Regions from separate parts of the Homo sapiens genome. Here all the other regions are linked to region 1. Evidence: chromatin loops called from intact Hi-C (ENCODE). Cell type or tissue: PC-9. All regions are shown on one strand. Links, peaks and the distances in the headings refer to the core of each region. The heading gives the core; the rest is flanking DNA. Region 1 has its middle 54 kb from the start of SPATA12. Region 2 has its middle 23 kb from the start of SPATA12. Region 3 overlaps SPATA12 (spermatogenesis associated 12). Region 4 has its middle 5.2 kb from the start of IL17RD. Region 5 overlaps IL17RD (interleukin 17 receptor D).

Region 1 (6,253 bases), core at 466-5,465:
AAAAAAAAAAAAAAAAAAAAGTTAAATAACTTGCCAATATCACCAAGCTCATGAGTGACTGAGCTAGGACCTGACTCCAGGCAGGCTGGCACCCAAGGCTGTGAGCTTAGCACTACAGGGTATGAGTCCATGTGGTGGGCTGAATAATGGCCCCCAAAAGATGTCCCCATCCTAATTCCCAAAACCTAAGACTTTTTTACCTTACATGGCAGAAGGCATTTTGCAGATCTGATTATGTTAAGGATCTTGAGATGGGGTGTATCGTGGATTCTCCAGGTGGGCCCAATGTGGTCAAAAGGGACCCTCTGACAGGGAAGCAAGAAGGTCCGAGCAGTAGTAGGAGATGTGATCATGGAAGCAGAGGTCAGAGTCATGCCAGGAAGGGGCCAGGAGCCAAGGAATGCAGGCTGCCTCTAGAAGCTGGAAAAGCCAGGAAACCGATCCTTCCCTATGGCCTCCAGAAGGAGCCAAGCCTGCTGGCATCTGGACTCCAGCCCAGTGAGACTGCATGGAGACTTCTGATCTCCAGAACTGTAAAATGATCAATGTGTGTTGTTTGAAATTGCCAGATTTGTGGTAATTTGTTACAGCAGCCACTGGAAACTACCACAGTCAATGACCCTGACCCCAGTCCTTGCCCTCAAGGAGCTCATTCATCCAGAGGGAGGCAGAGAAGCTACCACCTGCTCCTAAAGACTGGATGGAATATGGGCCCCAGCCGTGCCCAGTGAGGTGCTGTGCGAACCTGAGGGAAGGTGTTCGGTCCACACACACAGGACCCTGACCTTCCCAGCAGAATGTCCTCGTCAGCCACAACTGGTTACAAAACCCAGGGAGATAATGACAGTCTGGAGCCACTTATTTGCAGATGTTTCAGTGGATTCATTTTCTAATAGATCCGCCCTGATAACGTGTCCACATTTGCAAGAGATAAAAAGCTGGCAAGGGAGACAGCAACACCCTCGGGGCTTCCTTCCTGGAATCCTTCAGTGGCTCGTCTGCATTTACCAGCCAGGTTTTCCTTCTGTTCTCTTCAGTTCCTCACCGCACCTTCAGACAGCTGATGCCCGACATTTCCTTTCTGTCTGGCCAAGGCCAGGCACATAAGCAGATTATTCTCATGTAAGAGAGGCAGCAGCATCTTCAATCTACAGATCCCCTTTCAAGTAAACTGGCCCCAGCATGCACTGATCTTAAACAACATGTCACAGAGTCTTACCCCAGCTTGTCCAAGCAAACTGAGATTTCATTACATGCCTAGACAATAATAGTTTATGCAGCCGGCGCAGTGGCTCATGCCTGTAATCCAGCACTTTGGAAGGCTGAGGCGGGAGGATTGCTTGAGGCAAGGAGTTCAAGACCAGCCTAGGCAACATAGTGAGACCCTGTCTCCGTTCTAAAAATTAGCCAGGCATGGTGCTATACACCTGTAGTCCCAGCTACTCAGGAGGCTGAGACAGGTGGATCACTTGAGCCCAGGAGTTTGAGGCTGCAGTGAGCTGAGATTGTGCCACTGCAGTCCAGCCTGAGTGACAGAGCAAGACTCCATTTTAAAAATAAATAAATATATATATATATATATAGCTCTGTAATCCCTGAAATAAATGGAGGTACAAAAAAGGAAAGTCTTCCTCTTTATAGATGCTTTCTTAGAATCTGCAAGGGATCTCAGCCCTTGCTAAAATGTAGACTATAAGGCCAAAATTATAAGCTACAATGATTCTACTAGGCACCTCCTAGGTGAACAACAGCTTCAGAATTTGAGAGATTTGAGAGATGGGAATGGGAACGTCCAGGAATAGCTAAAAGAAATGACAGCATTTATTGAGTACTTAATCTTATCATAATACTTACCATAATACTACATCCTAGGTACTAACATTTATCCCCTTTTACAGATGAGGAAATTGAGGCACAGAGCATAAAGTAGCTTGCCCACGAACCACAGTTAGTAAGTAGTGGAGCAGAATGAGAGCCCAGGGAGGCAAACTCAACAGTAGAAATGTCTGTGGCAACCCATCTCAGTGCCACCTGTCCCCACTGCCACACAGTCAAATCAAACAAGGGAGAAAGGAGTGTTGCCAATGAGAACTGGATTTTTTTGTGCAACGGGGCAATCTCAACATGAATCACAGACTCACTGGAAGTCCTCTAAACAAGCCTAGCATTTCAGTTGCTGTGACAGCCTGCCCATCCTGCTCCCTATCGGGAGGGGTTCCTGCCATCTCTGTCTATAGACCTCACTCATCCATGTCTGGCGCTGAGGGTCAGGACCTGGAGCTGTAAACTGGGTCCTTGAAGGAGTGACGGCATCACTTCCATAAAGCTCCGTTCTCTAATATGTAAAAAGCAGAGAATAATGTTTGCTGGGCACCCGGCAGAGGGCCTCCCTTCTGTACCATAACTCAGCATAGAAAGGGAAGGTTACATGCCCTGGAACAAAAATACCCCTCAGATTTGCCAAACGCTTTCTAGTGTTCAAAGTTTTTTACGTATGCGATCTCCTCTGGGATAAATCAATATTATTTCTTGTTAGGATATGATGAGCACCTATTAGAAGTGACAAACGCATATGACAACATACAGCCTTCAAGCCTATAATTAACTTACCTGTAACACTGCACCCACATAAAGCCTGATGGCCCCATAACTGTAAATAAAGCTATCCCTAGCACCTGGCACACAGTTGGTGGCTTAATCAATGTTGAATGAATATTGGATAACCAGGAACCACTTTTAATAGGATCTGCCATGTTCCCTGTTCCCTGGAGCCACATAAAGCAAGTGTATATATAGAAACCATCCCAGTCATGCATTAAAGTAACGTGAGAGCAAATCACTGAGAAGCCAAGTTCTGCCACACCTGCCAGGGGAGCTCCCAGCTGTCGATGCCAATGACCAGCGTGAGGTATCTGGAGAACCACTACACCGACAAGATAGATTTCAGTTGTTTTCAAACAAGCCATCAAAGTGGCTAATGGCTTCCCTCAAAGAAACCCCACACCTTCAGCCAACAGACAAGGAACTCATTAGGCGGAGCTCCCCGCTCCGATCTCCACTGTCCACAAGCTTCTTCCAAGCCGTTAGGAAAACAGCTCCCCAGAGCCCACATGCTGACAGGCAGCATCCGGGGTGATCAGATTTCTATCAGTAAAGACACATGGCATTTCTCTCTGGCTCCAGTTCAGAATCTCACCCCACCCACCCCCAACAGGCAGATCGTAGCTTTTCATAGGTCCTAAATAATCCGGCCTTTAAGAAAATGCTCGTGTATCAGTGACACACACAACATCACCAACACAGTCACTCGTTCAATGTGCTGCCTGCTCTCGACACCCCCCCAAACACGGTCACACTTTCTCATGCCCGCCTGGAAATCCATCTCCATCAGAACCAATGAACCAGCATCTCCCTTGGGCCCTAAGCGCCACAGGAGTCTCCCTCCTGACATTCAGAGAACAACCCTCCCTGGCTGAGTTTTCCCAAAGCTGGATGGCACAACCCTGCTTAGGGATCTTTAAGCCCAAAACTCCTGACCCAACATCCAAGTGATATTCCACTGACACACGGTGAGAATTTGGGCTGCTGGTTCTGCCCGTGGAGGGGCCACAGGGGGCGCTCCTGGGGCGATGGTCACACTGTGCTCCTCACTCTGGGTGCTGACTATTAAGGTGTGCTCAGCATGTGAAACCCAGCAAGGTGTACAGTTACTTGTGCACTTTTGTTTTTATGTTATTCATCCATAAAGAATTAATAAATAAGGTGCTGACTCACATGAATTCTCAGTTTGTTCTGGAATCTTAGGAGTCGAAGGTGGGGGGGTCAATAACACCATACTTCAGCCACATAAATCAGACTTTCTCAATAGCCTGAAAAACCAGTTGTTCCTGCCATTGATTGCGCTGGTTCCAGAAACACCTCCAACAGCCCTGAAGGAAAGACAGCCATGAAACAGTCACCACTGCACGTGCCTTCTGCTGAGGCTGAGCTGGAATTGATTTTGTTTATTCCAAAATCAGGCTTGGAAAGTGAGAATTTGGTCTTCCAGGTGAAAACAGGCAGGCATCTTGGTTTTCTGCAGAACCTCCTATTTTTAAAATTGGGTTGCTCACAGGGGATGGATGCTTTGACCCGAACACACAATGTTTTTCAAAAACAGAGGCCATGCCTGCAGTGTTGCGCCCGCCCCTCCACATTTACCACCACACTCAGCCTCTTCCTAGCCGACCAGGGACGGGTGAGTTCCGGGAACTCTGCTGCTCATGAGTCACCCTCCAGGGGCCTGACAACTGCTCCTGGATCCTGATCAGTTTTCTTCAAGAGACTGGCTTTGGTGTTTAGGGCTCACGCTGCAATAGCTTGCAAAAATAAAACTTCTCTCCTTATTACGAGCAGAGTGAGCAAGCACATGAGAACACAAGAATCAAACCCTGCCCCTCTCCTCCTGCATAACAGGAAACATTCATTTCTGAGCCCCTAGGTCAGGCTATCATTTGGCAGCTCAACTATTTTAGCAAAGGCAAGTTTCTCATCACCTTTTCCCGGCAGGGCTGCTTAGCTGGGCACCTTGGGTTTGTGCCATGGTCCAGGGGCAGTCTGGACTTTCCTGGCCAGAGGACAAAGCTGGATTGGCCTAACACCACGAGAATTTTTCTAGCCTGCTTTGTGCTCTGCTGAGATCTCCAAAATATATTAACCGTGTAGATCCTTGGGCAGAAAATTCTCTGTTGAGCCACGCTACATGTACTTTCCTAGAACAGATCAAACTTCAGCAAAATTAAATCTGTGAGCTTTTCAGTATGATTAATCCCTAGGAGGTGGCCCTGCCAAGAATAGCCTTGTCTGGAAACGTGTGAGCCTTTTTGGCTCAACCGAGAATGAAGACCACGCTCACGCTTCCTGGGGCTCCTGTGGTCACTCTGCTAGCTCCACAGAGCAGTTTGGATGACCCCTTTACCTGCAATAAAACTCCACGTAACAGCCCGCTTGCCAAACAGAAACACACTGTCTGGATGGAATTGGAAGAAATAGATCTGCAGTGGGAGCTCCAGAGAGCTGGATTCCACGGACAAGCCTTTTTTTTTTTTGAGACAGAGACTCACTCTGTTACCCAGGCTGGAGCGCAGTAGCGTGATCTTGGCTCACAGCAACTTCTGTCTCCCAGGTTCAAGCAATTCTCCTGCCTCAGCCTCCCAAGTAGCTGGGATTATAGGCAATTACACCCAGCTAATTTTTGTTATGTTTAGTAGAGACGGGGTTTCTCCATGTTGGCCAGGCCGGTCTTGAACTCCTGGCCTCATCTGATCCACCCACCTCAGCCTCCCAAAGTGCTGGGATTACAGGCATGAGTCACTGTACCAGGCCCTGTCATTTTTCTCTGGACCTCTGTTTCCGCATCTGTAAACCCTAGGGGCACAAGCACAGCATCTCTCAAGTCCCTTGCAAGCTGGTGGATTTTCAATTCCAGCTCAAAAATATATTTAAAAGAATTTTTTTCAATGAATTGCCAACATTTCAAAGTCCAGATGGCTCTCATGAGAATTGGGAAGTTTTACATTAAGATTCCAATTTCTACATGATCTTGGGAAATTGGCAGATCTGGCCCCATGGGCTAGCATTCTCAACAGGAGGCAGGAACCAGGATGGGCCATGAGTTCCTGGGAAACAGAATGCATGGCCCAAGCCATTGCTCTCATTTTCATGATGGGCTGGCCCTGTGAGCCTCAAGTTTGAGGCTCCCATTCTGAGGTCCGGCTCCTCCCCACCCCTGCCCTTTAACATATTGCTTAAACTTTTTCACTTTTCATTTCAGCTGAACGCTCAAGAATGAACTATGAAATCAAAATTTTTTATTTAAAAAAAATAGTACCAAAAAATCTGTTAAGTGGAGATCCACCAACTTGGGGCCTATCCCCCAGCCTGCCTGCAATTCTGACACTGCTCATGCAAGGAACCTAGAGCTACTTCTAAAGTTCCCCGGACCCTCTGACCTCTATGGGCTGTCTCGCACAACCCGCCACCCCTTATCCCAGTCCCTCAGCCCCTCAGCCAAGAATCCATGTTTGGGACCCATGACAGTGAGGCTAGAGGCGGGTGGATCTCTGAGCGGGGTGGTAGCTACATCTGCATTTTATCAGCCTGCTGGACAGGCCAGGATGTGAAGGGTGGCTGCAGGCCTGCCAAGTTGCTGGAGGAGATTAAACAAAAAGTGAGCCACACTGCTGCGGGAAACAAATGAGAGTGCGTGGAGAAG
Region 2 (6,253 bases), core at 728-5,727, 78 kb after region 1:
TCCTCCCTAAAGCAGAAGATCCCTACGACAACCAGGCGTGTTTATCAAGTAATTACATTTACTAAGCAAAGGGCTTCTCCTCTCTCTGAAGAGCCTGCTCCCTCATCTGAGCCCAGCAGTCCCTTCAGATCCGCCAGCCAACACCTGGTGTTCTACCCAGGCAAGCTTGTCAAAGAGAAAAGTTTTCTTTGCATGAGATTCAATTTAACAATTATTTGAGCATCTACTACATGCCACACACTGTGCTAGGCTCTGGGGACAGTAGTGACTGGATACCAAGATAGACACTATCCCTGACCTTATGGAGCTTATGAGCTGATGAGGGAGATAGTCGACTGACCCCTCACCAGGCAGCAAGGGATCAGGATGTGGTGACAGACACCTGGAAGAAGTACTGGCCCAGGCAGAGCACAGGTCACACTGCTGGAAGTCCATGGACGGGGGAGGTAAGGGGAGAAAGAGGCTGGAGGGGCCTTGATGGACAAAGTGAGACATTAGACCTTGTCCACCGAAAGGTTCAGACAGAGACATGATGGGATGTGAGCTACAGTTTGAAGACATCACACTGGCTGCTGAGTGAAAGATGATGTGGCAAGTGAGTCTCCTATATACAGCCAAAGGCAATGTGCCTTTTTATTATTACTAAAGGCAAATGCCTTGACTTCCTCTGTTTTATAATTCAGGATTTCCGGAAAGCAGGACACATCTGCAAGTAGGATATTTAGATTAGCAACACAGCAATTTAACCCACAAGGTTTCTATGTGCAGCTCTCCCACCCTCTCCTATCCATGCTGTGCTTGGCCCTGAGGTGGGCTTAGGGTTGGGGAGGACTTCGTTCCTAGACTCAGACTGAGAGTCTGTGGGGGGAGAGGTGATACACCCAAAGACAGTCCTTTATGGGGTGAGAGAGAAGATAGGCAGGAAATGTGGATGTCTATCCACAAAGTTTGGAAACTGGTGAAGACTCCAGAAGCCTCTGATGGTCAGTCATCTCTTCTCCTTGAAATAGTCAGTTTATTCATAAGGGCCCGTTCTTAAGTTCAGTTCCCTCTCCCCAAACTACAAGACAGGATGAGAAGGCCATGTACGGTGGCTCACACCTGTAATCCCAGCACTTTGGGAGGCCAAAGTGGGAGGATCACTTGAAGCCAGGAGTTTAAGACCAGCCTGGGCAACAAAGTGAGATCCCTGTCTCTACCAAAAATTTAAAAATTAGCTCGGCGTGGTGGTGTGTTTCTGTAGTCCCAGCTACTCAGGAGGCTGAGGCAGGAGGATTGTTTGAACCCAGTTTGGGGTTGCAGTAAGCCATGATCACACCACTGTACTCCAACCCGGGCTAACAGAGAAACCTTATCTCAAAAAAAAAAAAAAAAAAAAAATCAGGCTAGGGTGGGATCAGGGCAGTTACTTAACAAAATCATCAATTGGGGAAGCCAGGGTTTCTGCAAGAAACCCCCACCTGGATGGGCAAAGGATGAGCTGTGACTGACACCAGGCAGAAAAGCAATGGAGAGGGGCCAGGGCAAGGGGCTGGGTAGCACCTTCAGGGAAAGCAGCCGCAGGAGAAGGCACAACCAGGGTCAAGGGTGGGACTCTGAGATGACTGGCCCCAGCCACCTAGTAACCACTGGGTACCTTGAACACTTGCTGAGTGTCTGTTGTGTGTAACCTTACATTTAAAACCCTCTGCTTATGTAACACTACTCACTGTAAAGCAATATAGAAAATAGCAGAGGTACAAAGAATAAGAAAACCCACCCACAATCACACCATCCAGCAGTAACCACTGTTAATCTGTGTCCTTTATTTTTCATTTAACATATTGTGAATGCTTTCCTTTGTCGTGAAATATTCTCCCACAACATGATTGCTAAAGGCCATTTGGTCCATTGTATGCATGTGCCCTCTTATAATCAATTCCGACTGGTACTTGGTTTGTTCCTCATTTCTCGTTATCAGGATAATGCTTAGTAATGAATTTTTTGTTTGTTTGTTTTTTGAGGCAGAACCTCACTCTGTTGCGCAGGCTGGAATACAGTGATGTGATCTCACTGCAACCTTCACCTCCCAGGTTCAAGTGATTCTCGTGCCTCAGCTTCCCGAGTAGCTGGAATCACAGGCACCCACCACCATGCCCAGCTAATTTTTTTTTTTAATTAGAAATGGGGTTTTGCCATGTTGGCCAGGCTGGTCTCAAACTCCTGGCCTCAAGTGATCCACCCACCTTGGCCTCCCAAAGCGGGGATTACAGGTGTGAGCCACCACTTCCGGCCTGAAAATCTTTTTTTTTTTTTTTTTTTTTTTTTTTTTTTTTTTTTTTTTGAGGCAGGGTCTCGGTGTCTTGCCCAGGCTGGAGTGCAGTGGCACAATCTCAGCTCAGTACAACCTTGACCTCCCAGGCTCAAGTGATCCTCTCACCTCAGTCTCCCAAGTAGCTGGGACTACAGGCGTGCACCACCATACCCAGCTAATTTTTGTATTTTTTTGTAGAGACAGGTTCTCACTATGTTGCCAAAGCTGGTCACCAACTCCTAAACTCAAGCAATCTACCCGCCTCAGCCTCCCAAAGTGCTGGGATTATAGGCATGAGCCACCATATCCAGCCTCAAAAATCTTTGCACAACAAATGTAAGCACGCATTTTTAGTTACTTACTAAAGATAAAACCCCAGAAGTGGAATTACTGGAAGAGACATTTAACTCTCTGCCTGTAGCAATGCACTGTATAGATGCTCCCCCTCCCCCACTTTTTGGCATTTGAAAGGTGTGCCGTGTCCGGTTGCAGTCTTCACCCAGGGGATGGTGATGTGTCTGGGTATCGGTCTTTTTTTTTTTTTTGAGACAAGAGTCTCACTGTATCACCCAGGCTGCAGTGCAATGGCGCGATCTCGGCTCACTGCAGCCTCTGCCTCCCGGGCTCAAGTGATTCTCCTGCCTCAGCCTACTGAGTAGCTGGGATTACAGGCCCACGCCACCACACCCGGCTAATTTTTGTATTTTCAGTAGAGACGGGGTTTCACCATGTTGGTCAGGCTGGTTTCACACTCCTGACCTCGTGATCCGCCCGCCTCGGCCTTCCAAAGTGCTGGGATTACAGGTGTGAGTCACTGCGCCTGGCCTGGGTGTCAGTCTTATTGTTCAGGCCTAAGCAATGCTCTTCAAGTGCTACTAAAAGCCTTCTTTGGAAGCAAGTCCTTTCTGCTTTCATAATCTGGGTTAGAAAACCTGAGGAGCAAGGCTGAGCTGGGGAGTGGGAAGACAGAGAGAGGCTGTGGAGTGGGAAATACCTGAGTTCAAATACAACTTGAGCCCTGTCCTGAGGTGGGACATGGGCTCCAAAGTCCCTTTGGGAGGCTGAGGGGAGCTCAGGCACTATGCAATGCATGGCATAGTAGCAGGCATCCAACACACATTGGTAATTCTGATACGGCTCGTGTCGCTAACCAAACCTGTGTCTATAGCAAGCTATTATCCAGTCTGAGGACAGGAACCACAGGGTGTAAAACCTTGAGATAACAGAGCCTTGTGGGGGAAATACATAAAACAGCCCAGTCGTTCTCCACTCTGGGATCATGGTAAATGGATGGGAGCCATGTTCCAATTTGCAAAGTGAGGCACAGATGCAGTTTTCTCTTCTAGGGAGCCTTTTAAATTTACTAATAACTGTTATTTCTCAGCCGGGCACATGGCTCATGCCTGTAATCCTAGCGCTTTGAGAGGCCAAAGCAGGTAGATTGCTTGAGCCCAGGAGTTCAAGACCAGCCTGGGCAACATGGTGAAACCCCATCTCTACAAAAAAACACAAAAATCAGTGGGGCATGGTGGCGCAGGCCTATAGTCCCAGCTACTCAGGAGGCTAAAGTGGGAGGATCGCTTGAGCCTGGGAGGTTGAGGCTGTAGTGAGTGGATCTGCAGCTTGGGGTGACACAGTGAGACCCTGTTAAATAAATAATAAAAATAATAAAGAAAGAAAAGAAAAAAACACTATTATTCCCTATCTTGATGACAGCTAAAACAGATAGTAATGTTTTTGAGCACTTGTCATGTGCCAGGCACTGAGCGGGCTATCCCCTCCCATCCCCTGCTTTATCCTCACAACAACCCCATGAGGCAGGTACATTTTTTTACCTTCGTCTGACTGATGAGGAAACTGAGAACCAGGGAGATGAGGTGACTTGCCCCAGTGACTACTCAGTGGTAGGGTGGGGTGCAAGCTGGTTAAAGCAGTAAAACAAGAGTCCAGTCCAGATGGAAGGCCTCCGCAAGGGATACGGCCTCCCCTCATGAAGCAACATTCTAGTGAGCAAGAGGTTCCTGAAGACACATGTCAGGACCTAGACTAGAGGTGGACAGTAGACAGGGAAGGTCTCATTGCAAAGGAGGGATGGAGACTGAGAAAGGGTGATTCAGGTAGAAGAAACAGCACATGCAAAGAACCCGGGGCAGGAACACAGGAGTGAGGAATTTCAACAGTCTGGTATGATCAGAGAAAGAAGGGACACAGAGAGGAGAAGTCAGCAAGGCATCACATAAGAGATTCGGTATTCACTTCCAGGGCCACTAGTGGTTTTCAGCAGAAAGTGACATCTGATCAAGTACCCATCTCCCTTGAAGACCATTCCCAGCTGCCCTGTGGAACTGAGACCTCCAGGAGGCAGGGATTCCATTTCAGTTAGCTACGCCATCAGCTACCCAGGCCAGGGCCAAGGGAGACATTCAGGAGAAATCCCATTTCGTAACTGTACACCTCCTAACCTGCCCCCATGACTCATCCCTATAGGAACAGGGGCTTTCTGCGTGCCATCCTTTGTGCCCAGAATTTCACCCAGCCTCAAAATAGACCCATTAGGTACTGAATTATTAACTGTTTTTTTGTTTTGTTTTGTTGTTTTGAGACAGAGTTTTGCTCTGTCGCCCAGGCTGGAGTGCAGTGGTGCGATCTCGGCTCACTGCAACCTCCACTTCCCAGGCTCAAGTGATCCTCCCACCTCAGCCTCCTGAGTCGCTGAGACTACAGGCACATGCCACCATGCCCAGCTGATTTTTGTATTTTTAGTAGAGACGGGGTTTCAACATGTTGGCCAGGCTGGTCTCGAACTCCTGACCTCAGGTGATCCGCCCACCTCGGCCTCCCAAAGTGCTGGGGTTACAGGTATGAGCCACTGTGCCTGGCCCTATTATTAACTGTTTTCTAGATGGAGAAAATAAGTCCTAAACAGGGCAAGGCACCTGCTTAGGGAAACACAGAAAATGGCAAACTGAGATCTAAGTTCAAGATGCCTCAGACCAAAGCCTGCCTCAACTTTAATCACAATGCTAATTTTCATCTCATGAATAATAACACACAATTATACACAGGTGTGCAAGATACTGAAGCATATCTACCTCCAGAGATACAGAACCAAAGGCAGGACCTGACTGTATTTGCATTCAGCTGCCAGGCATGCTCCTGCCTTTCTTTTCTACAAGTTTCCTCTGGCCTGGCCTTGCCCAACCTGGTAGGAAGTCTATGGTTTGTTTTGAGGCTGATGTCTGCCCACTCCCCAGAATGTCTCTGACCAGCAAGAGTGAAAAAGACCAGGCAGAGCCATCTCATTCTGGAAGACTGTTATTTGATCTCCTCCCACCTCCCTCCACTAATTTCTAAAACTTGGGAAATTGCCCTGACCTTGTGCTGATGGTTTGAGAAACAACCCCTGCCTTTGTTCACATTCAGAGTGGAGAGTGGTCATCTGCCTGGCACAGAGACCTTACAGCAGCAAGTCCAGAAAAATGTATCTCTATCAGGATTAAATGGCAACCAGGAAAAAAGGAGTCTGGGGAATGGAACATCAGCAGATCTCAAGGTGCACAGTCAACTGTCACAGGCTATGTGTGGTCAGCTATTGGGAACCCCAGAGCTAATGTCTTAATTTTGCCAAATTAAGTTCCTCTTCAACCCTCACCTCTGCAACAGCCAGGCATGGACCCACCCTTTTCTTTTAGGGGATAGAAATGATACAACTTATCACCTGACAAAGCACTTGGCCTAAAGTTCCTTGTGGGCATGGAACTGTCTCCCACCCATCCCGATATGGCCCCCAAAAAGCCCAAGACCTGCTCTTCCATTATATAATTAATAGCTACTATTCACCAAGTACCTGGCATTTGCTGAGCACAGCCTTGGGTACTTTATATACTCCATCTCATTTAATCCTCACAATAACCCTTTGTGGTGAGTATTAGGCCCATCTTACAGATGAAGAAACTGAGT
Region 3 (6,253 bases), core at 447-5,446, 62 kb after region 1:
TTTAAGTTGGGAGAAATAACTGCATGTTTATTTGCTGATGGGACCAATCCAGTAGGCCATGGTCTTAAATGTTGAAATTACTTGCAAAAGGCCGGGCGCAGTGGCTCACGCCTCACGCCTGTAATCCCAGCACTTCGGGAGGCCGAGGCGGGCAGATAACTTGAGGTCAGGAGTTCGACACCAGCCTGGCCAACATGGTGAAACCCTATCTCTACGAAAAATACAAAATTAGCCGGGTGTGATGGTGTGCACCTGTAGTCCCAGCTACTAAGGAGGATGAGGCAGGAGAATCACTTGAGCCCAGGAGGCAGAGGTTGCAGTAAGCTGAGATTATGTCACTGCACTCCAGCCTGGGCAACAGAGCAGGACTCCATCACAAAACAAAAAAAAAAGAAATTACTTGCAAAAGAAAAACTGTATTTTAGGATGATAAATATTCTGGAACTAGTGGTGATATCTGCACTACCGTATGCATGTGCTAAAAAACAGACTGGGTACTTGAAAAGGGTCAATTTTGTGGTATGTTAATTATACCTCAATAAAAATAAAAGCTATAATAAATGTTTAATGTCTTCCAAATACCATGTTCTCATACAGGCTGAGTTCCCACCCAGGCAGCCCCAGATACCTACAGTTTCTGTGGCCAGTGACCCACCACAGCTAGGTGGTAGCCTGCGGAACAGGAGAGGCAAGGTCATCCTCATTACGGCTGAGTCACAAATGCTGCATTAGCACACACAGCCCCCTACAGCTAGATCTACGGAGCATGCACCAATTTGTTGCAGATAAATGGCACCTTTTACTTAGGCCCATGAACTCTCAGGTCTTCAGTCTTAAAATGAAATCTAAGAGCTGGGCACAGTAATTCACATCTGTAATCCCAGCTACTCAGGAGGCTGAGGCAGGAGGATCACTTGAGGCCAGGAGGGCAACACAGTGAGACTCTGTCTCCAAAACAAAAAAAAAAAACCCTAAAATGTAAGAAAAAATCCTTTCAATCAGAACAAGAAACTCTGCACCCCCACTGCCAATCTGCCCACCCATCTGGTCCACCTGTAATTGCAAGAGAACAAGGGAGGGACTTATTTTGCAGTCAATCAAAGGGGAGGGAATTCTTTCCGAAATGTTCTCCTATCTGTACCAACAGCACACTTCCACTTCCAACCATTACACTTTTCCTTTCTTTCTTTTTTTTTTTTTCTGAAACAGAGTCTGACTCTGTCACCCAGGTACAGTGGCATGATCTTGGCTCACCGCAACCTCCGCCTCCCAGGTTCAAGCGATTCACCTGCCTCAGCCTCCCAAGTAGCTGGGATTGCAGGCACCCGCCACCATGCCTGGCTTAATTTTTGTATTTTTAGTAGAGACGGGGTTTCACCATGTTGGCTAGGCTGGTCTTGAACTCCTGACCTCAAGTGATCCATCCGCCTCGGCCTCCCAAAGTGCTGGGACTATTGGCGTGAGCCACCGCGCCCAGGCTTTTGCCTTTTTCCTTTCTTCTGAACAACCTCAAACAGTATTTTACCCACTGTGATGATTAATTTTATGTGTCAACTTGGCTAGACCATGGTAACCAGCTATTTGGTCAAACATTCTAGACATTTCTGTGAAGGTATTTTTTAGATGAGATTAACATTTAAATCAGTGGACTTAGAGTAAAGCAGATTATTCTCCATGATGTGGTGGGCTTTATCCAATCAGCTATAAGCCTTAATAGAAAAAGACCGACCTCCCAGAGCAGGAAGAATTCTACCCAGAGAGCCTTTGGGCTCACTGCAACTCTTCCCTGGGTCTCCGGCCTGCCAGTCTACCTTGCTGATTTTTGACTCACCTGGCCTCCACAATCACATGAGCCAATTCCTAAAAATCAACCTCTCAATAGATAGATGAGCGATTGATTGACACACATCCTGTTGGTTCTGTTTCTCTCCAAACCCTAATACACACCCAAAATAAGTGATTTTCCAATAGAAATTGTCTGTAAGGACCTGTACTTGCATGAAATTTCAAGTCACCAGATAAATGAATAAAAATATATTTTTTAAAAACCACAAAATATGGCAACCCAGAAAGAATAACATTTGTCGGCCAGGCGCGGTGGCTCACGCCTGTAATCCCAGTACTTTGGGAGGCCAAGGCGGGTGGATCACAAGGTCAGGAGATCGAGACTATCCTGGCTAACACGGTGAAACCCTGTCTCTTCTAAAAATACAAAAACAAAATTAGCCGGGCGTGGTGGCGGGCGCCTGTACTCCCAGTTACTCGGGAGGCTGAGGCGGGAGAATGGCGTGAACCCAGGAGGCAGAGCTTATAGTGAGCCAAGATTGCGCCACTGCACTCCAGCCTGGGTGACAGCAAGACTCTGTCTCAAAATAATAATAATAATAATAATAATAATAATAATAATATTTGTCTATATACTGATCAAAGCTATCATAGTAGATATATTTGTTTTCAAATGCAACTTTAGGGTGGGTGCAGTGGCTCACACCTGTAATCCCAGCACACTGGGAGGCTGAGGCCAGAAAATCACATGAGGCCAGGAGTTTGAGACCAGCCTGGGTAATACAGAGAGACCCAGTCTCTACAAAAAATTTAAAAAATTAGCCGGCGTGAGACCAGGCACGGTGGCTCATGCCTGTAATCCCAGCACTTTGAGAGGCCGAGGCGGGCGGATCATGAGGTCAGGAGATCGAGACCATTGGCTAACACGGTGAAACCCCGTCTCTACTAAAAAAAAAAAACAAAACAAAAAAATTAGCCAGGCAAAGTGGCGGGCTCCTGTGGTCCCAGCTACTCAGAAGGCTGAGGTAGGAGAATGGCGTGAACCTGGGAGGCAGAGCTTGCAGTGAGCCAAGATCACACCACTGCACTCCAGCCTGGGCGACAGAGCAAGACTCCGTCTCAAAAAAAACAAAAACAAACAAACAACAACAAAAAATTAGCCGGTGTGGTGGCATGCACCTGTAGTCCCAGTTACTCTGGAGGCCAAGGCAAGAGGATCACTTGAGCCCAGAGGACACTAGACACGCATAGGGTAACTATTGTTTCACCAAATAATTCAGATATGCGCGCACACACACATACACACACACACACACACACACCAGGTTACCAGGTTGCAGTCTATGTTTTACAATAGGTCACAGTCAAAAACATGGGAGAAGCCACCATACTCCACCACACAATAAATGCTTAATAAAATTTGGTAGCATCATCATTCTTATCTCACTCTAAAAGGTAATACGTTCATTTTCTTCATTAGCATTTATTATCACAATAAAATAGAGCTTCTAACACATTTATCAATGCTGCCACTCACTGCAGTGCTGTTTAAGAGTCATTGCACCTCCCTAAATTAACTTGCCAATTCTCTCGCCTCAAAAGGACTCAGGCAATCATTTAAATAATTTCTGACTCACAAAGCTGGCCAAGGATTAGCGAGGCCCTGCCCAGCCCAGAACACATGAAATGTGAGTGATTTGTTAAGAAAACCATTTGAGTTTGCAAGACTGCACAGGGCTTTTATAAAACTAAAGCCATGCTGGAGAGAAACAGTCCTCCCCACCCCCTTGGGAGATGTGTCATAGAGATAGGTCACACAAGGTCAGCCAAGCTGTACCTTCTGAGACTGGGCAGGAACTGAAGCGCCAAACCTCAACTGTGTAACGTGCTTCCTTGTTTTGGGGTTAGGTTATATCATTGTGTTTTTCCCCTAACTTTCCATGTGCACACACACGCACACACCCCCCTCACTAAAGGATGGAAACAAAATCCCTATGAACTGCCGGTTCCAACAACTTAAATAAGGGAATCTGCTAAGGCAAAAGATCTGATTTTTTTTTTTTTTTTTTCTGAGACCGAGTCTCGCTGTATCACCCAAGCTGGAGTGCTATGACGTGATCTTGGCTCACCGTAACCTCTGCCTCCCAGGTTCAAGCAATTCTCTGCCTCAGCCTCTCTCTAGTAACTGGGATTACAGGCACTCACCACCACGTCTGGATAATTTTTGTATTTTTAGCAGAGACGGGGTTTCACCATCTTGGCCAGGCTGGTCTTGAACTCCTGACCTCGTGATCCACTTGCCTCAGCCTCCCAAAGTGCTAGGATTACAGGCGTGAGCCACCACGCCTGGCCTAGATCTGAGATTTTGAAGACCTCAAAACATATATTCTATTGCATGTAAGTTTCTCTTCTCCCAGAAACAAACTAAAAACACAGTCCAAATTCATGCTTTTTTAAATTGCTTTTTTGAAACAACTGCAATAAATAACTCTAATCTCTGTCTCTCAAACACACACACACACACACACACACACACACACACATTGTTTGTTTAAAATGAGAGCTCCTCACCCCAGATGAGTTGAGGTATGAATGGATTTGAAGTTTCAAATGTAGTTTCCCAGGTTGTTCTTTAAGTTTAGAAAACAAGGTTCCAAGTGATACAAATATAGGCACTCCATTTTTTATTATTTCTTTCTTGAAAATAAAATCATGTATTTGTGCTGTGCCAAAGCATTACATCTGGAACACATAAGTACATGTCAGGGTGTAAACTAAGCTTTTTTTTTTCTTTTGAGACAGGGTCTTGCTCTGTCGCCAAGCTGGAGTGCATTAGTGTGAGCACAGCTCATTGCAGCGTCAAACAACGGGGCTCAAGCTATCCTCCCACCTTAGCCTTCCAAGTATGTGGGACTACAGACATGTGCCGTCACACCCAACTAATTTTTAATTGTTTTATAGAAATAGAGTCTCGCTTTGCTGCCCAGGCGGGTCTCAAACTCCTAGCCTGAGGCAATGCTCCCACTTCAACCTCCCAAAGTGCTGGGATTACAGGCATGAGCCACTGCGCCTGGCCTAAACTAAACTTTTAATATGTGATATTACTCCCTTTTTATTTTTATTCCATTCTTCAAACTATGATGTGAGTGAATTGGGGGTGAGGGGCTAAGATTGTTTTAGCAGCAGAACTCTTTCCTCAAATGAAATTGTACCCCTTTGCCCAACAGATAAAACAAGATAAAATGGAGCCTGGCTTCAATTCTCCTATCACCACCTGGTGCCTCCAGGGCTGTGGGGTCTCCCAGTTCCCACCACACTTCTCCAGGCATGAAGCAAGGGGTTATGGGAGTATCTTAGAGATCTCCATCCCATCCTTAGCATGAAGGAAAGCCAGATCTGTCATATGTGTGTCCAGGTGCCAGATGCACTCCCATTTCACAAATTCAGGAGTTAAATGTCTTACCCAAGCCTTAAATTAGACACTACAGTATACTGTGTTACTTTCTTCAAAAAGGAAAGAGACATTTACATCGCTGGAGTTTTGTCTGTGCAGTTTGATGGATGGGTCTCAGAGTGCCTACTCAGCAGACTCAATGACTAGGGAAGCTGAGTGAGCAGTGCCACCAGCAAAAAGGAATTTAGGTTCCACAGTTAATATTGTTAAGATGGCAAAACTCCCCAAGTGATCTACAGAGTCAATGTAACCCCTGTCAAAATCTCAGGTCTCTTTTTGCAGAAACTAACAAGCTGATCCTAAAATTCATAGGGAGATCCAGAACAGCCAAAATAATCTAGAAAAAGAAGGTCAGGCTGGGCACAGTGGCTAACACCTATAATCCCAGCACTTTGGCAGGCCAAGGTGGGAGGACTACTTGAGCCCAGGAGTTTGAGACCAGCCTGGGTAACACAGCCAGACCCAGTCTCTACCAAAAATAAATAAATAAAAATTAAAAATTAGCTGGGTATGGTTGCACACATCTGTAGTCCCAGCTACTTGGGAGGCTGAGGTGGGAGGATTGCTTGAGCCCAGGAGGTCGAGGCTACAGTGAGCAGTGATCATGCCACTGCACTTCAGCCTGGGTGACAGAGCAAGACTCTGTCACAAAAAAAAAAAAAAAAGAAAGAAAGAAAGAAAAAAGAAAAAGAAGGACAAAGTTGGAGGATTCATACTTCCTGATTTCAAAACTTACTACAAAGCTATAGTAGTCAAGACAGTATAGACAGCAATACTGGCATAAGGATAGACATATAGATGAATGGACTAGAATTGAGAATGCAGAAATAAATGCTTACATTTATAGTAAATTGATTTTTGACAAGAGTGTCAAAACAATTTAATGGGGAAGAAGAGTCTTTTCAACACATGGTTCTGGGACAACAGGATTTCCATATGCAAAAAATGAAGCTAGACCCCTACCTCACACCACATACAAACATCAAATCAAAACAGATCAAAGTTCTAAATCTA
Region 4 (6,253 bases), core at 446-5,445, 160 kb after region 1:
AGGGGTGCCAGGGGCTGAGATGAGGCCAGGACCATATGGGTTTTGGTGAAACAGGGAGGAAACAATGAGGCGACCAGCTCCTTAATCTATGTGACATTCCAGCCTATACATGCTTTATAACTTATTAAACAACCCCATGCTAAGGGACATCTGTTAGAATCAGTGATTCAAAAATACCCTAACACACTTACCTTGACACATTGATTCAATGATTTTATACATTTCTAGAATCAGAATTGCTGGATTATGCACATTTAAAATTGTCAAACTGTTCATTATGGTATTATCACCATCTTAATTGGCTTCTCTGGTTGCGAATGAGGTAGATCATGTTCCTATGTATTTGTTGGCCATTTGTATTCTTTCTCTTTTTTTTTCTTTGAGACGAAGTCTCACCCTGTCACCCAGGCTAGAGTGAGTGATGCAATCTTGGCTCACTGCAACCTCCGCTTCCCAGGTTCAAGCGATTCTCCTGCCTCAGCCTCCCGAGTAGCTGGGATTACAGGCGCGCAACACTGCACCCAGCTAATTTTTTGTATTTTTAGTAGAGACGTGGTTTCACCATGTTGGTCAGGCTGGTCTCGAACTCCTAACCTCAGGTAATCTGCCTGCCTCAGCCTCACAAAGTGCTAGGATTACAGACGTGAGCCACCACTCCTGGCCCATTTGTCCTCTTTCAGGAATTGGACTCCAGGAAAAGGAGCAGTACTTAGCACTTACAAGAGAAAGAGAACCTCAAGGAGAACATTGGTTAGAGAAAACTGTTTCTCCCTGGGTTTTACTCATGTCACCATATGATTGCATGACAGGGAAGGCAGAGCCCCACTCCTGCTCCCTTTCTGTCTGCACACCCACCCACTATTGAATTCCCTCCCATCCACAGCTCACTGCAGAATCTGGCAACCGACAGCCTCTGAAAACATGCTGCAGGGTTCAGAGAGAGCACAAGCTTTCCTGAAGCCATGTGGAGGGCACAAGAAGGAAAAGCCTTAAGCGTCCAGTCTAAAACATGCCTAGAATGACATCCCTCAGGACCAGGGATGGGGAGGCCCTCCTATTTCCTTTCTAGGAAGGCCACCAGCATGTATGTGAGTGGCAGGAGAGCCACAGACACCAAAGGGTCAAATCTGGTCAGGAAATTAAGGTTGTAAATTGGCATTTGGCAACATTCTCTGTATTCTGGTCTTTCCCATTGATTCTCCCATCTCCTCCTTTCTGGTTTTTTTGTGTTGTTGTTGTTTTTGTTGTTGTTTGTTTGTTTGTTTGAGACGGAGTTTTGCCCTTGTTGCCCAGGTTGGAGTGCAATGCCATGGTCTCGGCTAATTGCAACCTCCACCTCCCAGGTTCAAGCGATTCTCCTGCTTCAGCTTCCCAAGCAGCTGGGATAACAGGTGCCTGCCACCATGCCTGGCTAATTTTTCATATTTTTAGTAGAGGTGGGGTTTCACCATGTTGGCCAGGCTGGTCTGGAACTCCTGATGCCAGGTGATCCACCCACCTCGGACTTCCAAAATGCTGGGATTAAAGGCGTGAGCCGCCGCTCCCAGTCTCCATCTCCTCTTTTTATCCCAACCCTTCAGAATAGCTGTAAGGCTGCAGGGAGTGGACCTCTCTGTCCTGGAAGCTGAGCTAAAATGAGGGGACCAGGCCCCACATGCCTTTCATGGATCACAGTTTCCTCCAGGCCACAGTGGAGCTCAGCTGTGGAGGTGACCAGAAGATGAGCTAGGGAAACCCTCCCTCAATACAACACTTGGTCTCACCTGCCAAGGCCAGGATTGCCTGTAGTCCAGTCACACTTTCAGCCACTCCTCGTGGTGAGAGGTGGCTGTCATCTGATTCACCTCTGCCCCCATGCCTAGCACTCTGTCTGGCACGCTTCAGTGGGCAAGAGACTGTCACCACCTCCCCCTCTTTGGAACAAAGCTGAGAATTAAACAGATAAAATCACCTTAAAATAAGCTGTTGATGAAATGTAAATATATTTTCCCACTCTAATTATAACCTAGCCAGATAAGAAAAATCCTTAACGCAAGGATTGGATTTTGTTAGGGGTCAAATTATCCCGTGAAACATAAAAAAAGATAAAGTGATGGTGGAAGTAATTTGTATCATGAATCATTTTGAGCAGGGAATAACTAAATACTATTTTAATGAACAGTGTTAGAAGCAGTCGGCCCAAATTCTAATTTATTTTGGTATTGTGAGAAATTAGTGTATGTTTTCTGTATTAATAAAGACATTAAAGGTAAAGAGTGTCACTGTACCCCTGACCCCAGTCTCCCAGAGGGCTGAGGGTGCAAGGTTTCCCAGGCTTTGGAGGGAGCAGTATGTGGAGAACTGGTACCCACCTGCAAGCCCTTAGTCCCTGAGACCCCACAAGACTGCCTGGATGTCAATCAGGCTACCTGGCAGTCTTGGCTCCAATGGGGTAGGCGTCATCATCCCCACTGCACAGATGGGGAAGCTGATGCTCAGCGAGGGGAAGTCTGCTCGCGGTCACAGAGCTGGGGTTCAAACCGGACCCCGATCGCCTGGCCTGGGACCGCCTTGCCTGGGACGAAAGGCCCCAGACTCAGCTGATTCCTCCAGACTCTTCCTGTCTAGGACGCCAAAAACATGGCCTTCCTAAACCCAGCCTTGGCGCCTCCTGCACAGCCCAGAGACCCAGGGCGGCGGACAACAGAAAACCTGGGGCGGCGGACCCAACCCTGCGCCCAGAAATCCCAGGACGCCCACCCCATAGTTCTGGAGCGGTGCGTACCTTGGCCACTACACGGAATTCACCGGCCCACGGCCACTTCCCGTTTCTTTTCCCGGAGGAAAAGAAGAGCGGATGTCTAGTCTCCAAGGTAACCGCGAGGGGGCGCGCGCAGTCCAGGTCGGAGACCGCCGCCCCAGACTACCCTGCACTGCGACCGCACAACAAGTCTTTCTAGATCAAAGCCGCCAGGGCAGGTGGGAGTACTCTGCTGTTATTCAGAGCTGGTGCTAAGCTTTAGGGGAAGTAGAGTCCAGGGGGTCGTAAGAAAACGGATCAAATGGGTCCTTTCAGTAACCATGTGGCTTTGGGCAACTCCATCTCTCTGGATGTCAGTTTTCTCAGATGGCAATACTGGAATGACGGGGATGCAGACCTCGGGTTTTTTTTGTTTGTTTGTTTTTTGTTTTTTTTCCGAACCTGAAGTAAGCAAATGACTTAGAGCCTGAGTGAATGTTACTGCAGGTAGTGGACCAGGAGTTGATGCAGCCAGGGCCAGCTCTTATTTGCAATTCAGTTAAGACCTGGGGAAATGGCCACGTCTAATCTTCAGGAGATAACATCCTGGCTTGGATCCGCACTATACTGGAAGGCTAAGGACCATATCCTGTTTTCCATTCATTAATTAATTCATTTAACAAGTATCAATGGAATCTCTGCACCATATCAGACATTATGCCAGGAGTGGGGATCAGAGTGAACAACAGGGCACTGTCATAGTTGTCATTAACCTGCAAACAAACATTCCATGGAGGACACTGGCATTACTCAAATAGCCCTATGACTAGGGAGGAATTACTAGTAGATGAGTTGTTTTTGAAGAAGGGATCCCTGAGCTAAGATTCCAAATATAAGAGTTACCTGGGCAAAGGGGAGGGGAGCAGAGAGAGGAGAACTGTTCTGGGCAGAAGGAATAGCATGTGCAAAGGCCCTGGGGCAGTAGGGAATGTGGCAACTTCAAGGAGCTGAAAGAGGCTAATGTGGTTGGAGAGCAGTCAGGTGTGGCGGAATGGTGCAAGGTGAGCTGGTGAGGCCTACAGGGGCAGCCAGGCAGTACTTTATGTCCTGGTTTGAACCTAAAAGTAGCTAACAGCTTCTTAGGATTACTTTAAGGGCAGAAGTGGGGCTATATTTTGAAAAGATTCCTGTATTCCAAGTGCTGAGCACAGGGTATTTCCTGGCATTTAGCCAGCATTTGATAAATACTGTTGAGTGAATGAATGAATGATCACCATCTTTACTGAAATTCTGAGTTTTAATGTCTTGAATGAATCCAAGACTCATTAAAAACCCTAGGAAAACATCCAACCCTACTAAAGCTCCAAATAATGCGAATGAAACAAACTGCAGAAACATTTTCTTGTCATCTTTTGAGGTTATTTTTATTTTGTAAATTTCTGTCTTATTTTTAATAGACTTTTAAAAGAATAATTATAGATTTACAGAAAAACTGAGATGACGGTACAGGAGTTCTTATACAAAAGAAACCAGAGTTTCTTTAGTTATTAACATATTACATTAGTAAGGCACAATTAATGAACTGAGGCTGATACATTATCATTAAAGTCCAAACTTTATTCAAATTTCCTTAGTTTTTACTTAATATCCTTATTCTATCCAGGATCCCAGCCAGGGTATCATGTTACAGTTAGTTGTCATGTCTCAGGTTCCTCTTGGCTATGACAATTTTTCAGACTTCCATTGTATTTGGTGACCTTGACAGGTTTTTTTTTTTTTTTTTTTTTTTTTTTTGGAGACGGAGTCTCACTCTTGTCACCCAGGCTGGAGTGTAATGGTGCGATCTTGGCTCACTGCAATCTCTGCCCCCCAGGTTCAAGCAATTCTCCTGCCTCAGCCTGCCAAATAGCTGAGATTACAGGCGCCTGCCGCCATGCCCAGCTAATTTTTTTTGTATTTTTAGTAGAGATGTGGTTTCACCATTTTGGCCAGGCTGGTCTTGAACTCCTGGCCTCAGGTGATCTGCCCGCCTTGGCCTCCCAAAGTTCTGGGATTACAGGTGTGAGCCACTGTGCACAACCGAATTCATACCTTCTATGGCTGAGTAGTATTCCATCATATATATATATATATATATATATATATATATATATATATATATACCATAGTTTCTTTATCCACTCATTGATTGATGGGCATTTGGGCTGGTTCTGTATTTTTGCAATTGTAAATTGTGCTGCTATAAACATACATGTTTATATATGTATGTTTACATGTATGTGCAAGTATCTTTTTCGTATAATGACTTCTTTTCCTCTGGGTAGATACACAGTAGTGGGATTGCTGGATCAAATGGTAGTTCTACTTTTAGTTCTTTAAGGAATCTCCACATTATTTTCCATAGTGGTTGTACTAGTTTACATTCCCACCAGCAGTGTAGAAGTATTCCCTTTTCACCACATCCATGCCAACAACTATTATTTTTTGATTATGGCCATTCTTGCAGGAGTGAGGTGGTATCACATTGTGGTTTTGATTTGCATTTCCTTGATTGTTAGTCCCATGCCGGGCTAATTTAAAAAAAAAAAATCCATAGACAGGGCTTTTCCATGATGCCCAGGCTGATCTCAAACTCCTGGGCTCAAGCAATCCTCCTGCCTCAGCCTTCTAAAGTGCTGGGATTACAGGCTTGAGCCACTGTGCCTGGCCTATATTTCTTACTATCCAACAGAAGCTCTTTCTTATTTAGTTGTTGTCCCTTTTGCTGAGCATCTTGTTCTTGCTTAAAGAAGTAATTCTTTCTCTTATCTCTCTGAGGAAATAGTTTTATTGAAGGTCTCTTCTGTTTCCTCCAAATGCCTTTTTTCTGTTTGTTTGAAATTTTAAAACAGAATCAACTTTTTATGGCTCCTCTAAAAGTGGAAAATAGATATGCTATATTAGCAGGTTAGGACTTAAACTGGGTAATTGACATCCACAAGGATCGAAGATAGGTCACATATATCAAGAGGAAAGAGGTTCCACTGAACCACTCAAATGAGATGTGGTTGATAAACAACCTGGAGCAACCGTGGCAACTCTTAGCCATTTTACTCTGTGAATTATCACACCTATAATGTTTAGCTCTCCCTTCACCTAGATGAATTGTTTTTTGTTTTCTCTGATACCATCATGAATCTAAATGATATGACTTGTGATATAAATGAATACATAATCATAATGAATAGCGTTTTTATATTCAACTGTTAATCTAGCAAGCATTTATTGAGTGTCTCCTGTATGCCAGGCACTGTGCAAGGCACTGGAAAGGAATATGATCAAGGTCATGATGTCCTTGCCCTCCAGGAACTCACTCTCCAGGGCAGTCCCTTACACTTAGCAGAGTCCAGTGCCAGTGAGACTGAGGGGCAGCCACTTGCAGTTCCATTTAACAGACGTGAAGGATGTGAGGCTCCGGGTGGTTCCCTGGTTTGCCTAATGACACGCAGCTATTTGGAGACTGTGCTGCATCATGAACCCAAATCTTCCTCTCCT
Region 5 (6,253 bases), core at 688-5,687, 93 kb after region 1:
TGTCATTGCATTTCACTGGGCTGGGCAGGTGCTCATGGCAGAATGTGACTGGATCTGGGTTTGGACTATGGGCTCTGTATAAACGAGGCAAGAATCCCAACCAACTCAAGATGGGGCACTCTCATCCTCCTAACAGGTTCTAGTTCCCTTAGTTGAGGAAGGAAGAGATATTTCTTAAAAGTCAAGCGTTTAGGCCGGGCGCAGTGGCTCACGCCTGTAATCCCAGCACTTTGGGAGGCCGAGGTTGAGGGATCACTTGAGGTCAGGAGTTTGAGACCAGCCTGGCCAACATGGTGAAACCCAATCTCTACTAAAGATACAAAAATTTAGCTGGGCATGGTGGCGCATGCTTGTAATCCCAGCTATTCGGGAGGCTGGGCAGAAGAATCGCTTGAACCCAGGAGGCAGAGGTTGCAGTGAGCTGAGATCATGCCATTGCAGCCTGGGCGACAGGGTGAGACTCCATCTCAAAAAAAAAAAAAAAAAGTCAAGGGTTTGTATGCATGACTCCAACTAGTTACAGACATGGTAAGGGACAGCCTGAGATGGCATCTACCTGATGCTCCCTGCAGAAGTAGGCCTTCCTAGAGAGCCCTCATACCTGGGACCCTATGCTGAAGGATAGAAAGAATACTGTACCCATGAATCCCAGACTCAATGAATGTAGCTTTAAAGACAATGGGGGCGGGGGGTGTGAACATTACAGGTCTAAAAAAGACGCATCCACAAACTGTTACCCAAGACCCTTGGGGCCCAATGTGTTTTCGTGTCTGATGTTTTTGGAGTTTAGAAAAGTGATACAGTGCATAGTCTGTATGTGGCACAACACCCCTTGCAGGGTCTGGGCAGCTCACTATAATTTAGCATTAGTATTTCTGCAACTCAAACATGTGAGTACTCCCATCACCTGGTATAAATCAAGACTACCAAACGAGCTGTGTTCTCATCAGGTTTCATTGCCCAATAAGTTGGCACCAAAAGTGGAAAAACGCTTTGACTGATTTCAGAAGCATGGTCAAAGGCTGCGGCCTGTTAGGACCCGGCCCCAAAGGCACCTTACCCAGGCCTGAAGAGGAGGACACGCTCTCCGTCAGGGAAGACGTTTCTGTCTGGTCCGTCGAGAGTCCTTCCATCAGTGGCAGAGACAGCTCGGATGAGGGCACAGACGAGTCATAGATGCCTGAGTCCCGCGGCATGTCCGAGGGGCTGCCGGCTTTCACCGTGTGCAGCAGGGGTTGCAGGGCGGCGCTACCGTCAAGGGCAGGCCGGGCCTCCCCGTCTTGGTCCAGGCCCCCATGCTGACTCTCGTGCTGGGAGTCGGCTGGTCCGGTTGCCCCAAGAACAGCCGCCTCTACCTTTAGGCAGAAGTCACTCTCAGGCCCTGGTTTGCACATGACATCATTTAAAACCAAGCCCGAATCAAATTTCTCCAAGACTGGCTCCCGGTAGCGCAGTGGAGGAGGATGGAAGGGAACGAACTGCTTTTCGAACCAGTCGGGCTCCTCGTCAATAAACTGGTGCATGTTGCAAATGGCGACGTATAGGGACCGGCCTGACTTGCTCCGGAAGTAGTTCCTTCTGCTGCCCTGTCGCGTGTGCTGCCCCGGCTCCTGGAGGCCGTGGTCTCGGGAGTGCAAGTGGGAACAGAGCTGAGGAAGATTGTCCATGAGTCTGTACTTGGTACTCAGGTCTAGGATACCGGGGACGTCTCCCTCGCAGGAATAATCAAAGTAGACGGCGATAAACTTGCTGAGCGCCGCGGACGAACTCTGCTTGGCCTGGCGGAGCTTTTCGGCAATGGCTGACACCGCCACCAGGAAGAGCTCTCCTTTCCCCGAGCCTCGGCCACCTCCTTTGTGTTTGTAGTTCTTCTTGTCCACAAAGTACTTCATACCTTTGGAACAAACCACAATGATGAACTGGGACTCGTGGATCTTCTGGATGACCCATTCTCTCTGCCCTTCTCTACAGAGGCTGAAGTCTTCCCACAGGTCCAGAGCCACCTGGAAAGAGAACAAGGCACCTCACCCATACAGAAGGCTCGGGAAGAGGCTCGGGAAGTGAGTAACAGGAAGGGAAATGTCAGAAGGAGGCCATCTCATCTGCCCCTTAACCCTTATTAGCACAGCTATGTGCAGGCTCCAGGTTACACCATACCAAGGAACAGCTAAAGTTCCGTGGGTGATGGTCACACCCTAGTCCCTCTGCAAAAACTTGCCATCCATCCATTTTTGTATCACATGGAGTCATTACCACTCCTGCCCTACAAGTGAGGGGACAGAAGCGCAGTGCTTTTGGCACCTTGCCCAAGTCACACCCTACATAGGATATCCTCAAGGAAGCAACAGGTGGTAGAGAGCACAGGACAGAGAAACTGAGGTTGGTTGATCTGGTGAGTGAGGTGCCTAGATTGGAGGGGCAGATTCTGGAGAGAAGGCTGGCAGGCTCTGAGAGGAGGATGTGGATGAGTGACTCCAAAGTGAGCTGGGAGATGGGGCTCAGGCCTGGATGCCAGTCACCCACAATTATAGGTGACTCACATCCAGACAGTGACTGACAAAGGGGACCTATCTCGACACTCTCATAGCCTCAGGCTCACCTATGTTGTTTACTAGTTGGTCCATGGCTGGAGAGGAGGCTAGTGAACTGCATTAACATGGTCATTCTGAGTAACTCACTCAGGACTGGCTAGCACCTTCCTCTATGGCTTCACACAGGTATACAAGGCTACATCTCTACAAGGCTGGTAATTGACAAAGCTTTACCCCCAAAGGCGGTCTGGTAGAGAGACTGTGGGCGTGGCTGACAAAGGAGAGAAAAATCAGACATGTGTGGCCCCTTAGAGGACTTCACCTTCTCAGACCACTTTTACCTAATTCTACCAGAAACATCTCTTGGTTATTGTGTTGATGTCTTTCCTTCTGTAGTTATTAATTCCCAATGGCTATGACGAAACACAGCAGCCACACTATCTTACAGGGAAGGGCATTCTGAAACGACTTTGTTCTCCTCTTCTGCTCTAAGATGTTACCAATGGGGAAAAAGCCCCAACATCCATCCACTTGCTGAAAATAACCCTGAATTGTCTTATACTTTCCTTAATTCTTGTTAACATTACACATGCTAAAAGCTCAGTGGGAGTATATACCAAGCATTTTTTAAATGTTTCTATCTTTGACCCAGCAATTCCATTTCCAGGCATCTTTCTTGGGAAATCATCACAAATGGGACAATATTGAACCACTGAGATGTTTAATATTTGTATTAACTCAGTTATGGCAAATCAATATGGAGGATCATGTAGCTATTTAAAATTGCAGTTGACATATAACTACTAATAGTGTAAAAAATTATTAAGAGACTGCAAAAAATCATTTCAATCAGCCCCAAAGGCAAAACTGTACGTGTGAGTTCACCTATATGGAAAAAGACTGGAAGGAAATAAACCACACATGAAATATGAGTTCCTCTTTCTAAGATTTTCCTTAATCAGTTTGGGATTCCAGACAATGTTTTATTTATCATCCTTTTCTAGTTCCAAATTTTCTACAATAACTATTACACTAATAACTGGAAGAGCGTTTTCCCCAGAGGCTAAATACTTGTGAAGTAGAGCAAACTTGGTTGCCCGTGGTATCTGAAAACTGTGTGCCATTGGCTAGAGTGTAGTTATTTTTCAGCACGTGCTGATCCACCAACCTCACGCTTTCATGCAGAGGGAAACTAGGCTAGCGTAGTATGTTATGTTGACACTAGGGGGCAGCCTCACCACATGGAGAGATTCTGAAAAACATGCCAATGGGCAGTTTCAAAGCAAAAACAACTTCCAATCACACAGTTATTGTACAGTTCTTGCATTTTCAAGAAACAGGGTATGTCTTGCATGAGAGTTTCAGACTTCACTCTAAAAATGTACATTCTGACATTATAGAAAAGCATATTAATAAGATATTAATAACTCAAGAGAACAGCTAAGAAACCAGAGCAGATCATTTCAGTGCTTGACAAAATATTGTTTTCTGGGAGTGCTCCCTTCCTACCTCCCTGTTCTCTCTGGCCAGTGCCGTCTCCTGCATCATGAGTTTCTCCCTGTCTATGATTCCACCAGTCAATGGTCAAACAGCTTCACAGAGCCCTTCGTTTATCACTTCTCCCTGGACCTCAAGATCCCCTCTAATGGCAGCCCCGTCCTTCATTCCCCTTCTCAGCAGAACTCCTCCAAACAATTGTGCGAACTCACTGCTTTACTTGCCACTCTCTCTTTGACTCTCCAAGTGGGGCTTCTGTCCTGAACATGCTCACTAGGATGTCATGAGTGACACCCCTCAACTCCAATTGCATGTTTCCACGGAAGCTACTGGTCTTCTTAATGCTTACAAAACTTCCTGCCAGGTGGGTGCCACTCAAAGCTTTAGAGCAGGAGTTTGTCAGAGTTAGAACTAAGTATTATGAAATATTTAGTGCTGGTGATGGGTAAGACAGACTGAAAAAAGAGTGCGAGACTATCCCCAGTTTGAAAGCTGTGGCACTAGTCAAGGGCAGGTGTCACCACAGGAGGCCCAGAAGAGAGGAGAAGGCAGCGGGGAGAGAGTACAGGGCAAGTGTCCTGGCCAGGGTAGGAGAAGGAACTTTAGATTCCGCACCTCACAGCCACAGAAGTCCTGGAGGAAGTAGGCGAAACACTGGACGACATTCATGTGATTCTGGCCATCTTTACTGGAATAGCAGAGAAAGACCTTCGGCCGCGGCCGGAGCCTCTCTCTTGGGAGTGCTGCAGTGTATGTGGAAGACTCAGAGCTCTCTTCATCTAAATGTGAATATATATTTTCTAAATTGGAAAAGAAGATAAGGTTGATACTTGCAAGCAACGCTTTGTTCTATTTCCTAAGAATTGAAACCCAGTGCTATCTTCAAGAAAGAACACGTCTACCTAGAGCAGTCCCATTCCCCAACTCCATCAGCCCCCTCTGATCATCACTTGGAATGGGACAGCTGATTTCCGCAGTGGAGCAACGAATGGTCAAAAATTGTTCTTTACCTGAAATTGATCTTGGATAAACTAAGAAATGCTGCAGGGGTCACCCTGGTTAGCAGAGCGCTACCTTAGTTAGCAGAGTGCCCAGAACTGGCTCTTGCAGCCAAGTGCACCTAGTAGACCAATTAAGCACAGGCAGAGCTGATTTTTTTTAAAAGTTTTTATCGATGTAAAATTTACAAAAGTAAAGTACATAAATCTTAAGTGTACATCTCAGTGAATTTTTATGGAAGTATATAACTGTGTAATCCTCACCCAGACCAAGCTATGGATCATTTCCAACTCCTCAGAAGGCTGTCTCATGGTGACTTTTGTAAATGACCAAGCCCTACCTATATCCTTACTTATACTTCAGGCTTCCTTTATGACCCTGAATTTACTCTCCTATCATTGAAAATAGAATTATGGGCCAGATGCAGTGTCTCATGCCTGTAATCCCAGCATGAGAGGGAGGCTGAGGCAGGAGGAATGCTTGAGCTTAGGAGTTCAAGACCAGCCTAGGCAACATAGTGAGACCCCATGACTACAAAAAAAATTTTTTTTTAAAATTAGCCAGGCATGGTGGTGCATGCCTGTAGTCCCCAGCTACCTCAGGGGGCTGAAGTGGGAGGATGGCCTAAGCCTGGGAAGTCGAGCCTGCAGTGAGCTATGACTGTGCCACTGCACTCTAGCCTGGGCAACAGAGCGAGACCCTGTCCCAAGAAACAGATATATAATGATACCTGTTTTTTTTAGTGGCTCCTGAGGTTAAAAGCCAAATATTTTAATTCTGGGAACTGAATAGTAGGAGCTATGAGGCTTCCCAGGCGCCATCCTGGAGGACCCAGGTACTCCCAGTCTCTCTTTCTCTTGGCAGCACCCCCTGGCCTGCCCCTTGTTGTGGGGAGACACAGCACACAAAGAGATACCTTGTTGCTTCTTGCGGCACATCACAGTGAAGAGCGTCGCGAATGCCGATATGACTACCAGTGGCACTGTGATGGCCACGGCTCTGATGGGCCCGGCCCACGGGGAGTGCACTGGGAAATTTCAAAGGGAAAGTTTTTAAACTTAAGCAGTGTAAAGGTTCAAAGAGAAACAACTTTTTTTCTTTTTAAACATAAGCCGCATAACAGGTTCTAGGACCATGCAACCACCTTTCTCTAGTGTGGTTTGGTGATTTAAAAAGGATTCAAAGGTTCATATTTAAAGAGTTGCAAAGAACAATTCAACAGTTAA

What was found. Peaks named below come from ENCODE experiments on the same cell type or tissue, not always from the same donor. Only the 100,000 strongest peaks of a DNase experiment are listed, where the experiment ranks them.
Region 2: it touches region 1 in a loop (5-fold over the local background); 78 of 110 quality-filtered maps call a loop at or near these places.
Region 3: a loop joins it to region 1, with 5 times the contacts of the local background. A loop is called at or near these places in 72 of 110 quality-filtered maps.
Region 4: a loop joins it to region 1, with 5 times the contacts of the local background. A loop is called at or near these places in 22 of 110 quality-filtered maps.
Region 5: it touches region 1 in a loop (5-fold over the local background); 20 of 110 quality-filtered maps call a loop at or near these places.

What each region holds. Positions count from the first base shown.
Region 1 is chr3:57,003,408-57,009,660 of GRCh38, forward strand. It overlaps a transcript of ARHGEF3 not described here. Among named protein-coding and RNA genes, the nearest start is that of SPATA12, 54 kb to the right of the region's middle. RefSeq lists enhancers at 3,087-3,618, 4,174-4,468. In PC-9, for the core only: a CTCF peak has its summit at 3,579; DNase peaks (open chromatin) are centred at 3,184, 3,794 and 4,284; H3K4me3 peaks cover 1,914 bases; H3K27ac peaks cover 3,267 bases.
Region 2 is chr3:57,080,705-57,086,957 of GRCh38, forward strand. No RefSeq gene overlaps it. Among named protein-coding and RNA genes, the nearest start is that of SPATA12, 23 kb to the left of the region's middle. In PC-9, for the core only: no CTCF peak of the experiment used is centred there; DNase peaks (open chromatin) are centred at 2,747 and 3,137; H3K27ac peaks cover 2,803 bases.
Region 3 is chr3:57,065,084-57,071,336 of GRCh38, forward strand. All of the region lies in intron 1 of SPATA12 (spermatogenesis associated 12), which reads left to right. It also overlaps a transcript of ARHGEF3 not described here. Among named protein-coding and RNA genes, the nearest start is that of SPATA12, 7.5 kb to the left of the region's middle. RefSeq lists an enhancer at 3,627-4,006. In PC-9, for the core only: no CTCF peak of the experiment used is centred there; DNase peaks (open chromatin) are centred at 688 and 3,558; H3K4me3 peaks cover 615 bases; H3K27ac peaks cover 4,849 bases.
Region 4 is chr3:57,167,469-57,173,721 of GRCh38, forward strand. It overlaps a transcript of IL17RD not described here. Among named protein-coding and RNA genes, the nearest start is that of IL17RD, 5.2 kb to the left of the region's middle. In PC-9, for the core only: CTCF peaks have their summits at 2,850 (motif pointing right) and 3,051; a DNase peak (open chromatin) is centred at 2,883; H3K4me3 peaks cover 820 bases.
Region 5 is chr3:57,096,536-57,102,788 of GRCh38, forward strand. IL17RD (interleukin 17 receptor D) reads right to left here. Exons shown (of 13, transcript NM_017563.5): 10 at 5,944-6,054; 11 at 4,644-4,828; 12 at 1,061-2,003. Among named protein-coding and RNA genes, the nearest start is that of SPATA12, 39 kb to the left of the region's middle. RefSeq lists an enhancer at 681-1,880. In PC-9, for the core only: a CTCF peak has its summit at 3,737 (motif pointing right); DNase peaks (open chromatin) are centred at 2,566 and 3,736; H3K27ac peaks cover 1,734 bases.